3 separate regions of the Homo sapiens genome follow, and all the other regions are linked to region 1. The links are chromatin loops, found by intact Hi-C in ENCODE. Cell type or tissue: heart right ventricle. All regions are shown on one strand. Region 1 overlaps MTMR2 (myotubularin related protein 2). Region 2 overlaps MAML2 (mastermind like transcriptional coactivator 2). Region 3 has its middle 37 kb from the start of JRKL.

The links. Hi-C counts contacts between places; a loop is a spot of excess contacts. Peaks named below come from ENCODE experiments on the same cell type or tissue, not always from the same donor. Only the 100,000 strongest peaks of a DNase experiment are listed, where the experiment ranks them.
Region 2: it touches region 1 in a loop (2.4-fold over the local background); 26 of 110 quality-filtered maps call a loop at or near these places.
Region 3: a loop joins it to region 1, with 6 times the contacts of the local background. A loop is called at or near these places in 51 of 110 quality-filtered maps.

The regions. Positions count from the first base shown.
Region 1 is chr11:95,833,739-95,838,738 of GRCh38, reverse strand. MTMR2 (myotubularin related protein 2) reads left to right here. Exons shown (of 15, transcript NM_016156.6): 13 at 532-645; 14 at 2,415-2,591; 15 at 3,288-5,000. The coding sequence ends at 3,449. Among named protein-coding and RNA genes, the nearest start is that of CEP57, 46 kb to the right of the region's middle. In heart right ventricle, a CTCF peak has its summit at 2,529; a DNase peak (open chromatin) is centred at 2,528; H3K27ac peaks cover 680 bases.
Region 2 is chr11:96,043,641-96,048,640 of GRCh38, reverse strand. The region is part of intron 2 of MAML2 (mastermind like transcriptional coactivator 2); the gene reads left to right. Among named protein-coding and RNA genes, the nearest start is that of MTMR2, 120 kb to the right of the region's middle. In heart right ventricle, a CTCF peak has its summit at 2,569; a DNase peak (open chromatin) is centred at 2,397; H3K4me3 peaks cover 555 bases; H3K27ac peaks cover 1,645 bases.
Region 3 is chr11:96,424,285-96,429,284 of GRCh38, reverse strand. No RefSeq gene overlaps it. Among named protein-coding and RNA genes, the nearest start is that of JRKL, 37 kb to the right of the region's middle. RefSeq lists a silencer at 1,460-1,672. In heart right ventricle, a CTCF peak has its summit at 2,307; no DNase peak of the experiment used is centred here; H3K27me3 peaks cover 720 bases.

The sequences.
Region 1 (5,000 bases):
TTCCCTGAAAAGTTTACGTCGGTGCAAAAGTAATTGCCATTTCAATGGCAAAAGCCGCAATTATTTTTGCACCATCTAAATATTTAATAGGTTGGTTGACTTGTAAATTATCTGCCTTAGATGTTTACTTTTGTGTATTGCTGACATTTTCTGGAGACATTATTGGCATTTTGTGTGTAATCCTTAAAAAAGAAAAACAACTATGTTCTTGAAAATTTAAAGAATCTTAATGTTGTTTGTGGTCATTTTGGGCAGAGAATGCCTAGAGTTGCCAGAATTGCCTAAGTCAAAATTCAGCCTGCAAATTTAGGGTTAGCAGATATAGCAGATACAGAAACATCATGATCAGAAAAGTGATAACATGATTTTTGAAAAGAAAACCATACGAATAATGCCATAATGGCTTGGAATAATGTAGATTTGAATGTTTAACTTCATTTTAAATACTACCTCAAAAGGATCTACCCATGACAGGGATGAATATGCTTGAAGAATGTCTTAATTTATGTGTTTGTGATGTTTGATTTGCAGTTTCCTACCGCATTTGAATTCAATGAGTATTTTCTCATTACCATTTTGGACCACCTATACAGCTGCTTATTCGGAACATTCCTCTGTAATAGTGAACAACAGAGAGGAAAAGAGGTAAAATATGAAACATGACCTTCCCCATACTATCTCTACTGTATACTTTTCCCTAAAAGAATGTACTCTGTGACAGATTTCAACTGAAGTCATTCTTTTGGGTCATACTTTATCTTACATGCTATAATATTGAGGGCTTCCTTCCATATATCTGGACCTGATATATTCTGAAGTATCTTTGTCACAAGGCTGAAGGTGCTAGCTAGCTGTCTGCTGAGTTCATGAGTGGGAAGTGGTTTCTGCTAAAGAGAACTGAAGTACGTGAAATCTAAGGAGCACCAGTGTACCAATTTTTCCATGTAGAATGGAAATCCTTTACAGCAGGTGCAGAAAAATTTAATTAGCAGAAAATGTATATTCGAGTGAATAGGCAGCTCAAATTCCCAAGTATATCCTACTTATTGAGACATTTTAGGTTAAGTTTTTGAGTTTTTTAAGTTGTAAAGTAATACCATAAAAAAATTCAAATACGGAAAAGATAGTATGTAGAAAGTTAAAGTTTTTCGTTATCCCTTTTCCCCAAAGGTATCACTGTTAAGTGGGGTTGGTATTAAGAAGAAATGGTGTAAGGATTACATTTCAAGTTTTACTTCTTTATCAAAACTTGTCTATCCTATGTATCAACATCTTAATCATCTTGATTGGTATCTCCCTCTGCATCAACTTTTATTCTAAAAAATGTGGTTACAAAGTATTTATGTTTTATTTTATAAAGCACAGTAGGAATAAGTACTTGCACTGAAGCCCAGTTGCTGGGTTCAAATCCTGGATCTATCACTTACTGTAACAGTTCGCTTGGGGAAGTTAATGTCTGCTTTTGTAAAATTATGAAGATTATTAAATAAGCAATACAAAATACCACAAGAACTGCTATGTAGTATTTCCTAGACTTCCTTAAAGGCAGGTATTAAATTTTTAAATTCACCTTATGTCTTCAGTGTCTAGCATGCAGTAAGTATTTCTATGCATAGCAGGCACTCAACAACTTAAGGAATGTTCATTAGAAATAGCATAGCTAAGTTTCGAAGAGTTTTATTTTTTGAGAGCCTTGGGGTAGGAATCATTGATTATTTTTAAAAAAACTTTTTAAATTGATAATAATATGCATACCATGAAATTCACTTTGATAGTGTATAGTTGACTGGTTTTTAGTATATCTGAGTTGTACAGCCATCACATTTTCATTTCAGAACATTTCATCACCTCAGAAAACCTGTTAATAGTCACTCCCCATTCACCCCTGCCAAACACTAATGTTTTTGTCTCTAGATTTGCCTCTTCTGGACATTTCATATAAATGGAATCATTTAATATGTAAACCTTGTGTCTAGCTCCTTTCCTTTAATATGCTTTCAAGGTTCATACATTTTATATCATTTCTTTTTATGGCTGAATAATATTCCATTGTGTGGATATATTTTACTTATCCATTCGTCAGTTGATGGACTTTTAGGTTGTTCCCACTTCTTGGCTGTTAATGAATAATGCTGCTTTGAACATCTATAAAAAAGTTTTTGTACAGACATGTCTTCTGTTTGCTGGATATGTACAAGAGTGGAATTGTTGGGTCATATGGTATCTCTTTGAGGAACTGCATACTGTTTTCCAGTACCCTCTGATCTTAATATAAGTTGGTTTATCACTGAAGTCTCCAAGTCCACTTCCTCTAAAGAGATTTTAATGACAACAAAGTACTTCTTCACAAATTTCATCTAAAGTGTAAATGGCTTATGTGGTGGAGAATCTTTACCTATTTTTCCTGCCTACAGAATCTTCCTAAAAGGACTGTGTCACTGTGGTCTTACATAAACAGCCAGCTGGAAGACTTCACTAATCCTCTCTATGGGAGCTATTCCAATCATGTCCTTTATCCAGTAGCCAGCATGCGCCACCTAGAGCTCTGGGTGGGATATTACATAAGGTGGAATCCACGGATGAAACCACAGGTATGTGCCTTACAATATACAATGGGAGTTTTCATTCATGCAGTGCAACTTTGTCTCCTTAAAAGCAGCTGGAAAGATTATCTGTGCATATTTAAAACTTTACTCCTTACCCATTGATAGTTAACAATCGTATAGTAGAAAAATACTACACTGGGGCAGGGTAATCAGTATACCTGGTTCTTAGGACTGCTTGTATGACATTGGACAAATCACTGCTCTCTTTTCTTGCATCTTCCCTCCTCTGTCTGGATAACCTCTAGGGGGTCTTGTTTTAATAAGCTGAAGAAAGTAGCTTTAGGAAAGTTAAAAGCTGAACAAAATTCTGGTCTACTGTGAATATGTTTATGGAATATTAACTACTTAGAACTGTTTAAGACTAAAAACCTATAAATAACAGGGAATCTTCTGACTACTGTCTTTTAATTGTCTTGTTAATTATTTGTTGTATTTGGAAAAGTACCAGTTTCAGGAGCACCTACACAGCAGGTTATTCTTTGGAAATACTCAGGGGCACTGGGAAAGCCAGTGAAAAGATTAGTGGTGTCCACAGTCCCGGTATTTAATTTCACTGATGGGTTGGAAAGGTGCCATTGGTTCCAACAGCTGAAAAAACATACACTGCAACATTTAGGGAATGATTTGACCTGGCTTTGGTCAGGATTGCCTAGTTGAATATTTTATGTTTTGCTCTTGCAGGAACCTATTCACAACAGATACAAAGAACTTCTTGCTAAACGAGCAGAGCTTCAGAAAAAAGTAGAGGAACTACAGAGAGAGATTTCTAACCGATCAACCTCATCCTCAGAGAGAGCCAGCTCTCCTGCACAGTGTGTCACTCCTGTCCAAACTGTTGTATAAAGGACTGTAAGATCAGGGGCATCATTGCTATACACTCTTGATTACACTGGCAGCTCTATGAGTAGAAAGTCTTCGGAATTTAGAACCCATCTATGAGAGAAAGTTCAGTCACTTTATTTATTTTAAATCTCTCTAGGATGAGTTTAGAACTGTAGCAGTGCAGGTGGCTTAAGTGAAGTAACTCCATATGTAATTACATGATTATGATACTAATCTTTTAAGTATCCAAAGAATATTAAAATACTTCAATCCTGGATTCACAGTGGGAACAAGTTTCTATTAAAAGGCAAATGCTGTTACAAATTTTTGGCATCTGGTAATATTAAAACCATTTTAGAAATACACTCTGTGCTCACTGTGCAGAGGAACATCAGTTTTCAAACCAACACTGAAATTCTGTGGCATCACATATATTGGGCCTTGATGTCATGACAGATCAAAATCATTTGATATCCCTTTCTCCATTCTAGGTTTTTCTTTTTTTCAGTAACTGATTTACCTTGATCACTTTTCAACTTCCATATTCTTCATATAGTAAAAGGCAAAGTGTTGAAGATACTACGGTGTGGTAGTAGTTGAAAATTATTGCCGTCATTATTTACATACTTAAGACATATTAGCAAGTTGATCCAAAATGGGAGGCCTTATAGATGTGCTTGGGGGAAAATGAAGGGGAGAAAGTAGCCATACAGGAGTTCAAAGAATTCCATGCCCTTCAGATTAGCCCAATTACCAGAAACATCATGAAAGATATTTTAAAAACTAATTATTTACTACAGTGTATTTCACTTGTCTTGTGTGTCTGAACACACAGAAGCTAATTAGCAAGTTTTTAAGAAGTATTTAAAAATCTTACTAGGATTGACATTTTTTCTGAATTCTGTATAAATAGCTTATAGTGAGAAGTACTGTGCTCAAATTTTACATTTTTTTCCTTTGCAAATTCTGTAATTTCACTCAACGATTAAGTCTACCAAAGAACACACTGCATGTAAAAGATGTATTACAATCTCAAAGCCAGTAAAAGAAATCTTGCTTCACTGTTCACCTGCTACAAGTAAGAGTTTGGTGCTGGTAGAAACATTTGACTCTGATGTCTATTTTATTCTACATAAGAGCCATATGTAATGTACTGTAACAAAGGAGCTTCTTGTCCCCTTGGTCTTTTAATTAAAAGAAATTCCAACTGACTTTTAAACTTTGTTCTTGTCCAAAGTTGCCATTTCTTTTTTTTCCCCAGAAATATTTGGAAATTATTGGAGGAATATGCACCCCAGATGAAAATGTTCAGTTTGTACCCATTTTTCCTTAACCAACACCCAAATCAAACAATTAAAATATACAGTGTTTTTCCACTCACTAATTCACTATACAGAGAGTCTGAACCTTAGCCTCCCTCTTGGTCTTGCAGTGAGGAAGTTTCTATTAGTATATCCAATTTAGCAAAATTGGTACCAAAATGATTTCTTTGGTAATTGTGTGAAATATAAGCTTTTTAACAGGGCATTTAAGTGGCTAGCAAATCAGTAATTAAAAATTAAGCTTTCTACT
Region 2 (5,000 bases), 210 kb before region 1:
ATCTATTTCATCATATATTCTTCCAATGAAGGTAAATTTAATGAAATTTTATACTTTATTTCCTTGAACTCCTCTTAAGACATTTTCTTAGAAAATAGCCACATAAATTTAATTACCTATATGTGTTAAAAATTTTAATTTAAAATCATTTTCTTTCTGCCTAAATTACAGTGCAAAAAATTAGTTGTATAAAAAAATTCAGAGTGGATTTTATTGGCATGATTTCATCCTCCTAAACTTTATTTATTTGGGACATCAAATAAACATTGGGAATGAACATTTATGGATTTACTTTGTTTTCTTTGATCATGTAATTTTATACTACATTTTGATTCTTATAAATTCTTATTTCTTGATCCAGATTTCATTGTTTTCCATTAACTTGCTCACCTATTAAATTAAGTTAGAATAATGTTAACTGCAGTGTATGGGGGTGTCAGCAACCTTTTAAAAGTGGTGCACCTTTTTATGACACCTGATCTGAAGTGCTGAGGTAACTAGAGTGGGTACTGGCTGTCCAAACAGAGCATGGAGGATGGAGATAGCACAGAGTGGGTATGAACCCTAAAACGTCTTGGCTTCTCAAACTACCCCACCTACCACCTCCATATTTTCTACTGTAGTCTAGAAGGATTAGACTCATTCCTCATTCATAACTTAACAAGACTTGTTTTTTGTTGTTTTTTCTTTCTCTCTCTCTTTTTTCTTTTTTTTTTTTTTTTTTTTTTTTGAGGCAGAGTCTTGCCTGTCGCCCAGGCTGGAGTGCAGTGGCATGATCTTGGCTCACTGCAACCTCCGCCTCCTGGGTTCAAACGATTCTCCTGCCTCAGACTCCCGAGTAGCTGGGATTACAGGTGCCCACCACCACCATGCCCAGCTAATTTTTGTATTTTTAGTAGAGACAGGGTTTCACCATCTTGGCCAGGCTGGTCTCGAGCTCGTGACTTCGTGATCTACCTGCCTCGGCCTTTCAACGTGCTGGGATTACAGGCATGAGCCACCGCGCCCGGCCAACAAGCCTAGTTTTAACTACATTTTTTTTCTAATACTTGATGGAGATTATCAGAAGGGGTGAAAAGAAGAAAGAGGTAATCAGTCTCTTTTGGATGCTTACTACATGCCAAGAGATGGACAAGGCATTTTATTTAAGTTTTCTGTATATAAATTTCCAATGAATCCTCAAAGCATACCTGTAAAGTAAATTTTATTAACCCCACTTAAAGAAGAGGATACTGAAGCTTAGAGAATTCAGTAATTTGCCCAAGGTTTTTTATTATAAAATGACAGAACAAGGATTTGAGATAAAACTGCTTGGAGTTTGGGTTGGGAGGTGAGTTAGTTGAGCAACAAGAAAGTGAAAGGAAATTTAGAATAGGGGCATTTGAAGGGAAAGCACTCATTTATTCATTGAACAACTATTTAATTAGCTATTAAGTGCCAGCCCTATGCCAGGCACTAGGGGAAGCAGGAGTAAACAACATCTATGTGGACACTATACTCCTGTCAGTTGGAAACTGAGTGGCCAGGAACAACACAAGCAAACTTAGACATGTAAAAAGAAGATAGAAGGTACCAAAGGCAAAATTTTGTTTCTGTCTATTTATTGATAGCCTCAACTTAAAAATACAGTCTTCTCATTGTAAGGTCCTGATCTAGTCTTGGGCTAAGCTCTTACTCAAGAGTCAATTCTAACAAACTTATTGTTGGAAAGTAGGGACTATGATTCTGCCAACTAAACATTTTGAGAGAGCTTTAGTGTAGGCCTCTGAAGGAAAGCCTCTGTCAACTTCCTGGGTGATCTGGAGGGCACAGGTTTTGGAGGTGATACCTAGATTCCATTTCTCCACCATATCTTTTCCTAAACAGACTCTGACACTTAGAAGATACTTTACAAATAATTTGGGGAGGAAGGAAGGGAGAGAGAGAAGGAGAGAGGGTGGAAAGAGAAGGAAAGGAAGGAAAAAATCTTCCTGGGCCTTTGCTCTGTTTCTACCTGTCCTCCTCAGGGCCTTCTGATGTAAGCAGAGTTCACCTGTTCAAATCCAGGGGCTAGAATTGTCCTGTGTATTCAGAATGTCCCAAGTTGCTCAGAGCTGCTATCATCTAAGTCTATTTGGTATAGGTATTACCTTTAATTTGAAGGTAACTCGTATCTTACAGTATCTGAGGTAAAAAGAAAAGCATTAGTCTGACAGAGGTAGTCTACCATTCATAGTTTTGAAACTAGAACATTTTGCTGACAAAGAGAAATGTATTTTTAAGCCTGAGTTCTTAAAAGAAAAAAAAAACCAACAACAAAAAAAACCCTTCCATCCTAGTCCTTTAGCTGGGCTATTTCTGCCAGCTCCCCGGCTATGAACACAACACATTCTTGCAATTCATCACGTCTCTTGGCTCGAGCCTGCCTTTAAAATGGTTGGCGGCATATGCTTCTCATTAGCTCTGCTTCTACCTCACCTGCGCTGGTCAGAATCCTCCCTCCTGCCCCCTGCCTGCTCCCCTCTCTCCTCCTCCCCCAACTCAGACGCATACTCCTGCCAGTTTCTCTTACCAAGCAGCGCTGCCTGCTGGCATGGCAGGAGGCAAGTGAAGGAGAAGGAGAAAGAAATCGTTCACTTCTTTCAAAAGTAAATTCTGTGGGTTAGCAGCCTTTCGTTCAGAAATAAGACCTAACAAAACAGAAGGCCAAGGGCAAAACCAAAAACAATAACAGGAATGGGGGAAAAAAAAAAAAAAAACAGAAGTGTGCTGACTGGGAGAAAAATAAAGAGGGGCAGCAAAAGGTTACGAGGGAAAAAAAATCCCATTATTACATCACTTTGGCAATCAAATGTTTCCTGAGGTCACCAGTTTGTCTCGATTTATCTTCTAGGCTCTACAAGGAAGTTTCATCCACTTGGAGGGTATTCTCTGTTTAACTCAGTTATCTGAGTGACAAAATATTCCTTTTATTTGGTGAATTGTTTTCTCTGTGACCTGTTCTTAAATTAAGAATTAAATTGAACCAAAGAATTTTGGTTCAGCCCAAACGTTACTTTCTATACACACCAATTTTTCTTTCTGATTGTTGTTTTGTTTTGTTGAAACTGGTTTTGAATGGCAAGAAAGGACTATTGAAGGGGTAAAGGACTTAATCTTTGATGGCATTAGGAGAGAATCATAGACATCTGAGGTTTGGGGAGATCTCAGACATTCCCAAATCTGTAACATTAATCTCACAGATGAGGAAACTGAGGCTGAGAGGTGAACTCCCCTCTGCCACACAAAAAGGAAGTGGCAGGACTAGGGTTCACCCAGGTCTTCTTAGCCTCAGTTCTTTTCTGATTCCGTAATATGCAGGCACCATACTCTCTCACAGCAGATAAAGAATGGCTTTTTGTTCTAGCTCCAACAGTTAATATAGAACTTGATGAACAAAAATGACTTTGCTCAGTACGGGTGACCAGGGACATCCATATGACCTAAATCACCAGATACAGGAAAACCTTTGAGCAAATTAGAAAAAGGCTGCTCTTCCTTAGGGCCTATCCACCACCACCACCCCCATCTCCACCCACCCACCCTGGGTGCAAGGCTTGGTGAAGTGCAGGATGGATATATTTCAGTCTTAACTTGCTTTTTCAACCAAGTGCTCTTGTGTAGGCAAAACCTCCATGAGTGTATCTGCAGTGGTCCTGTCCTAAGAGTGTGCATGATCAAGAGACTCACACTAAGTGCAGGCATATCCTGATTCACGAAAGTCATCCTGATACTTTTATCTGGAACAAGAGCCCTTTCATTACAATGGATGAAGACAAAAATACCTCATCTTCAAGGAGTTGAATGACTTAGTTTTTCGTCAACAACTTTCATTTCCAAATAGGTGAGACAGATTCATCTCTGAACAAAATTGTACAGTCAGAAAAACTTGCCAATGGACCTCTTTTTCTCTTGATTCACTTCAGCAGCTAATGCTTGTATATCATCCCAGCTACCTGCATGGTTGCTCTTTCCTGGCTTGCAGTCACAATCCTTTCTAAGATGTTAGCTGATCATGGCCTCATGCATTCATTCCAAATATAATTATTGAGCACTCCCTCTATGCCAAGATTAAGGTTTCTCCTAGGGTATTTGTGTTTTAATAGGAATTCTTAAGCCTAGCACAATGCCTGGGACATAATATATACTCAATAACCATATGAAAGGAGAGGAAGGGAGAGAATGGGGGGAATTTTATACCCAAAGAATGGTTGAATTTGTGCAGTAGGCAGGGAAGGGAAAAACTGGGAGCAGAGAACCTTTACCACCACCCTACATGTCATGACAAATAGGTTGTGTGTGTTCTGTCCTATATTCTACAAAATACTTAAGGCATCCATGCAACCATGTGAAAAACTGCTGCTGGCACCTAGAGTCCACCACCAAAACCCTTCCAGGCACGCCTCCCTCTTGCCCAGCCAGATACCCCAGCACTTCTGAGACCCAAGAATTTTCGGGCCCTGTTCTTGTTCCACAGCTTGGTTCCCATTGTTTATCCAGTCCCTTGGTTAGCAACACAGTCTTGGATTCCTACCTTAGCTTGTAACCTTCATACAAGGTGTGATTTCCAGGATTTCCCTCTGGCTTTGTGTACTCCACACCTGCCTTTGTCTCCATGGGCCATAGGCCCTGGGCCATTACTCACCTGATTGACATAGATGATTACCTTCATCTACTTATTTTAAGTCCATTATGGAAGTTACTACCAGAGTTACCACCAGCACTTAGGGAACCCTTTCTTTGAATGCCTCTGTTGGAAGGCATTCTTATTTTCTTCTTAGTAGGATAGTTACTGTGTGTTTTTCTAATCCTTTCAACTGAAAGTTCCTAGAAAGAAAACACTGCCCCATAGTCACCTCTGTGGCACCATTATTGCTTAGTGCAGTGCTTCATGCAGAATAATTGCCTGCCCAAAAAATATTTTGTTATAGTTGAATTATTCAACCAGACATTCTATCATCCATTTAGTTTTTGTTGTTGTT
Region 3 (5,000 bases), 590 kb before region 1:
CTAATCTCATTGAACTGTCTTTCTCTTCCTCTGCCAATACCAGGTGATTTTAATTTTAATTGTGTTTGTCTTTACTCATCTTCTTTCTTCATTTTCCTCAGAAAAAAAGGTTTAGCTCTTCTCTAAAATTTAATTATTAAAATTAACTTTAGAGCCACGTTGCAAAGTTGGGATTCCAATGGGAATTGCATTCTATTTGTGTAGTAATCTGAGGAGAATTTACTTCTTTACAATATTAATATTTCACACCCAAGAACATCCACTTAATCAAGATTCTTTTATGTTCCTCTACTTATTTTGTAGTTCTCTTCAAGAAAGACTTGAACCTTTTCATGAGAGTTATTCCTAAATATTTTCTAACTAAATTTTAAAAAGAGTTAAGATCTTGGTAATCCTGTCCTAATTTCTAAATATGGTCTATGTGCTTCAGCTATAGTCTCCTACACAGTGGTTCTTAAGAACTCTAAACCCTGAGATGAGGGGGAAAATCAATTGTACATCAAAATAGTAAATACTTGGTAATGAAGCAGTGTTACAGATTTTTATTCCGTCATTTCTAAATTTTCTTTATCTTTATATTTAAAAATAAGTTTAACATGTGAATGAGAGACCTATCACTTAAGACCCAAAACTCCCACACTTTCCATTTATGTCAATATATTATACATAGGTGTAGGCACCAAAAATTTTTGTGGTTAGTCACCCAAACTAGATTATAAAGGCTTTAATATTTCCCTGCACCTTTTATTCGTTATTCTTCATGGCTCCTAGTACAATATCATGAAAATAGTAAATGCCCAGTTGATGCCTCCTCAAGGAGTTATCAAGTGAATTGAGTGACTAAAGCAGAAGATGGAAAGAACTACAAAATTTGATGTGGCACATCAAAATAACTTGCGCACTGTTTTGTTTTTAAATTATAATTCTTGTAGGCATGTCTATGTCTTCAACTAGACTATAAGTATGTTGTCACTAGGAGCTGTATCTCATATTCCCTTTATGTATTCTCATATTCCCATCAGAACAACTTAGGGACAAATCATGGATTGATTAAAAATAAAACTTCATATGCTAAAGAACCAAAACCACATAAAAATGTCAAAGAAGACAAAATAGAGAATACATCTGCATCCTAAACAAGCATTTTTAGAGCCATTACCCACATTTTAAATAGGCCAAAGTGTCTCAGTCTGAGGAAAAGGATTATAGCAAAGCAAGCATTGTTTTTGGTGGTGGCAGTAGTCTTCACTTTTTGTTATATTAGAAAGTGCAAGACAATAGTCAGGCGTGGTGGCTCACGCCTGTAATCCCAGCACTTTGGGAGGCCTAGGCAGGTGGATCATTTGAGGTCAGGAGTTCGAGACCAGCCTGACCAATATGGTGAAACCCCATCTCTACTAAAAATACAAAAAGTTAGCTGAGCGTGGTGGTGGGCACCTGTAATCCTAGCTACTTGGGAAGCTGAGGCAGGAGAATCGCTTGAACCCAGGAGGCAGAGGTTGCAGTGAGCCGAGATTGTGCCACTGCCCTCCAGTCTGGGCAACAGAGCGAACTCCGTCTCAAAAAAAAAAAAAAAGAAAAGAAAAGAAAAGAGAAGAAAAAGAAAAAGAAAAAGAAAGAAAAAAAAAGTGCAAGAAAGTAACAAGAATGTTTGTCATTTTTTAAAAATGAAACCTCGGCCGGGCGCGGTGGCTCACGCCTGTAATCCCAACACTTTCGGAGGCCGAGGTGGGCAGATCACGAGGTCAGGAGATCGAGACCATCCTGGCTAACACAGTGAAACCCCATCTCTACTAAAAATACAAAAAATTAGCCGGGCGTGGCGGCAGGCGCTTCCCAGCTACTCGGGAGGCTGAGGCAGGAGAATGACCTGAACCCAGGAGGTGGAGCTTGCAGTGAGTCCAGATCGCGCCACTGCACTCCAGCCTGGGCGACAGAGCGAGACTCAGTCTCAAAAATAATAATAATAAAATAAAATAAAAAATGAAACCTCTAGACAATATATTGTAGAACAGATAGATACAAATGCGGGTCATCTCTTTGTTTTTGCTGAGTCTGATAACATTAAGGTGAACACTGAACAGCCATCTGCTAAGTAATTAAACCTGCCGCTTATTAATGTAACTCTTGTATTAGTTCAGCATTGATGAACAATTTAATGGGTTGAGAAATTGCAGATTCAATTTCCTGTGTCACTACTCTCTCGTGTTCCCATAATCAAGTTAGATATGTTTTTACCCAAAACTATGTTAAATCAAAATAGTGTTAAAAAGAAGAGTCAATATTCTGATATACCACAAGATGGGGATGTTACTCCATCTTAAATGTCCCCATTGCCCTGCTCCCGCATCCCAACCCCTGTTTTGTTTCAAGATATTTAAAACTCTCCTGAAGACTAAATTTGGGTTTTCTTTCTCAAAAATTAAGATTTCAGATCATCTATGTTTCCAAATGAAGTTAGAATCAAACCATCTATAAAACAAAATGGAAACAGGGATATCCACTTTAAAATGTGTCAGGGATACACGCTTTAAAATGAGTGTATCTTTGTTTTTCTGCAGATTATATGCATTTGAATTTTGAACGGAGCTTCATGGTGGGCGTGTGTGTGTGTGTGCGTGTGTGTGTGTGTTTTATTCCGCAGGTGCTTGTTATCCTGTCTCTTCATCCACATGAAAGCCTCCTACATAGTAATTTTGTGAGTCCCTGTAATTGTCTCTCCCTTTTAGCTGTGCTAGTTCACATTTGCAACTCCAGTATGAAGTGAGTATGTGTGTTTGCGTTTCTTTGTCTTGTGAACATGTGACTGTGTCATCCTTTGTTTCTATTCTTCCTTATCTCTTCTGTTTTTCCATTTAAAAAAATCTTAATACAGCAAAGGTATCTGGTAGTCTATAATGATGCTAAAAAATTTCTTTCCTTTCACCCACTATGTCTCTCCATAATAGTCACTAAAGGTCTGATTTTTAAAATTAGTTGTTATTATCAAATTGAATTAGGAAATGAGAATATTTTATATGTTTTATATGCTCCCTGGTGTGTCTTGCATGTATGTGTGTATGTTTATTGATTTTTTTATTCCTCTGGGTGCTTTGTATTTAATATAAGAGGGGTTCCTTATTCAATTGTTTTACATACTCCCTGGACACTGACTTAAAAGAAAATCTCCTTTTGATCCATTACGTCAGTCAGAAATCGCTGTTTCCAGGGGAATTTAAATTGGTTTTCTCAGCAATTTATTATTTTATAAGAAGCTTGGCTACCCTACTAATCAAAATTTTATATTCTTATTTAACATGGGATTAAATTGCCTAATTCTACTATCAAATTCATAAAATATTTTCTTTTAAAAAAGTAACTATGTTCTTTCACTCCTATTCAACATTACACTGAAAATCCTAGCTGATAAAACAGGACAAGATAAAGAAATAAAAGGCATAAGATTGAGTAGAATAAATAAAACTGTCTTTGCCCATGGATGACATGAATGTTTAGGTAGAAAATTCCAAAGAATCAACACACAAAAAAACTACAGGAACTAATAAGTGATTATAGAAGGTTTCAGGATACAAGGTTAATATACAAAAGTCAATTACTTTCCTATACCAGCAATGAACAACTGAAATTTGAATCTAGAAACGCAACAACATTTACATTAACACTGAAGAGTGAGAGAAGAAATACTTAGGCATAAACCTAACAAAATATATACAAATCTGTAATAGCAAAACTACAAAACTCTGATGAAAGAAGATTTAAATAAATGGAGTTATTCCATGCTCATGGATAGGAAGACTCAATATTTTCAAGATATCAGTTCTTCCCAGCTTGATCTAAAGTGTCAAGAAAATCTCAACCAAAATCCCAGCAAGTTATTTTGAGAATTGATTATTAAGAGATTCTAAAGTTTACATGAAAAGGCAATAGAGCCAGATTAGTTAGTGCAATGCTGAAGTGGAAGAATGAAGTCAGAGAACTGACACCACATGACTTGGAGATTTACTATAAAGCTATAATGATCAGAACAATGTGGTGGTGGAAAAAGAATAAACAGATAGATCAATGAATAGAGAGCTCAGAAATAGACCCACACAAGTATACTCAACTGATCTTTGACAAAGGAACAAAGGCAATTCAATTGAGAAAGAAGAATATTTTCAACAAATGATGCTGGAACAATGGAACATCTACATGCAAAAAAAAAAAAAGAAGCTAGACACAGACTTTACACCCTTCATAAAAATTAACTCAAATGGTTTCATAAGCTTAATTGTAAAATTAAAGCAATACAACCTCTAGAAAAAAAAAAAAAACAACAACATTGTAGAAAATCTAAGTCACCCTGGGTTTGGTGATGACTTTTTAGATAAAATACCAAACGTATGACTCATGAAAGAAAAAAGTAGTAAGTTGGACTTCATTAAAATTAAAAGCTTCTGTCGGGTGTAGTGGCTCATGCCTGTAATCTCAGCACTTTGGGAAGCCAAGGCAGGCAGATCACTTGAGGTCAGGAGCTCAAGACCAGCCTGACCAATATGGTGAAACACCATCTGTACTAAAAATATAAAAATTAGCCAGGCATGGTGCCACATGCCTGTAGTCCCAGCTACTCAGGACTCTGAGACACAAGAATCACTTGAACCCAGGAGGTGGAGGCTGAAGTGATCAAAGATGGCACCACTGCACTCCAGCCTGGGTGACAGAGCTAGACTCTGTCTCAATAAATAAATAAATAAATAAGTACTTTTACTCTGCAAAAGACACTGTTAATAAAAGGAAACAAGAAGACACAGACTGGGAGAAAATATTTGCAAAACACATATCTAATAAAGGACTGTTATCCAAAATATAACAATAACTCTTAAAACCAGAGACTCAAGGGGGAGAAAGAAAGGGACGTAGGGAATGATGAAGAGATGGTGTGAAAAGGATTTTTAAGCAAGTGAAACCATTGTGTATGATACTCTAATGATAGATGCATGACATTATGTATTTGTCAA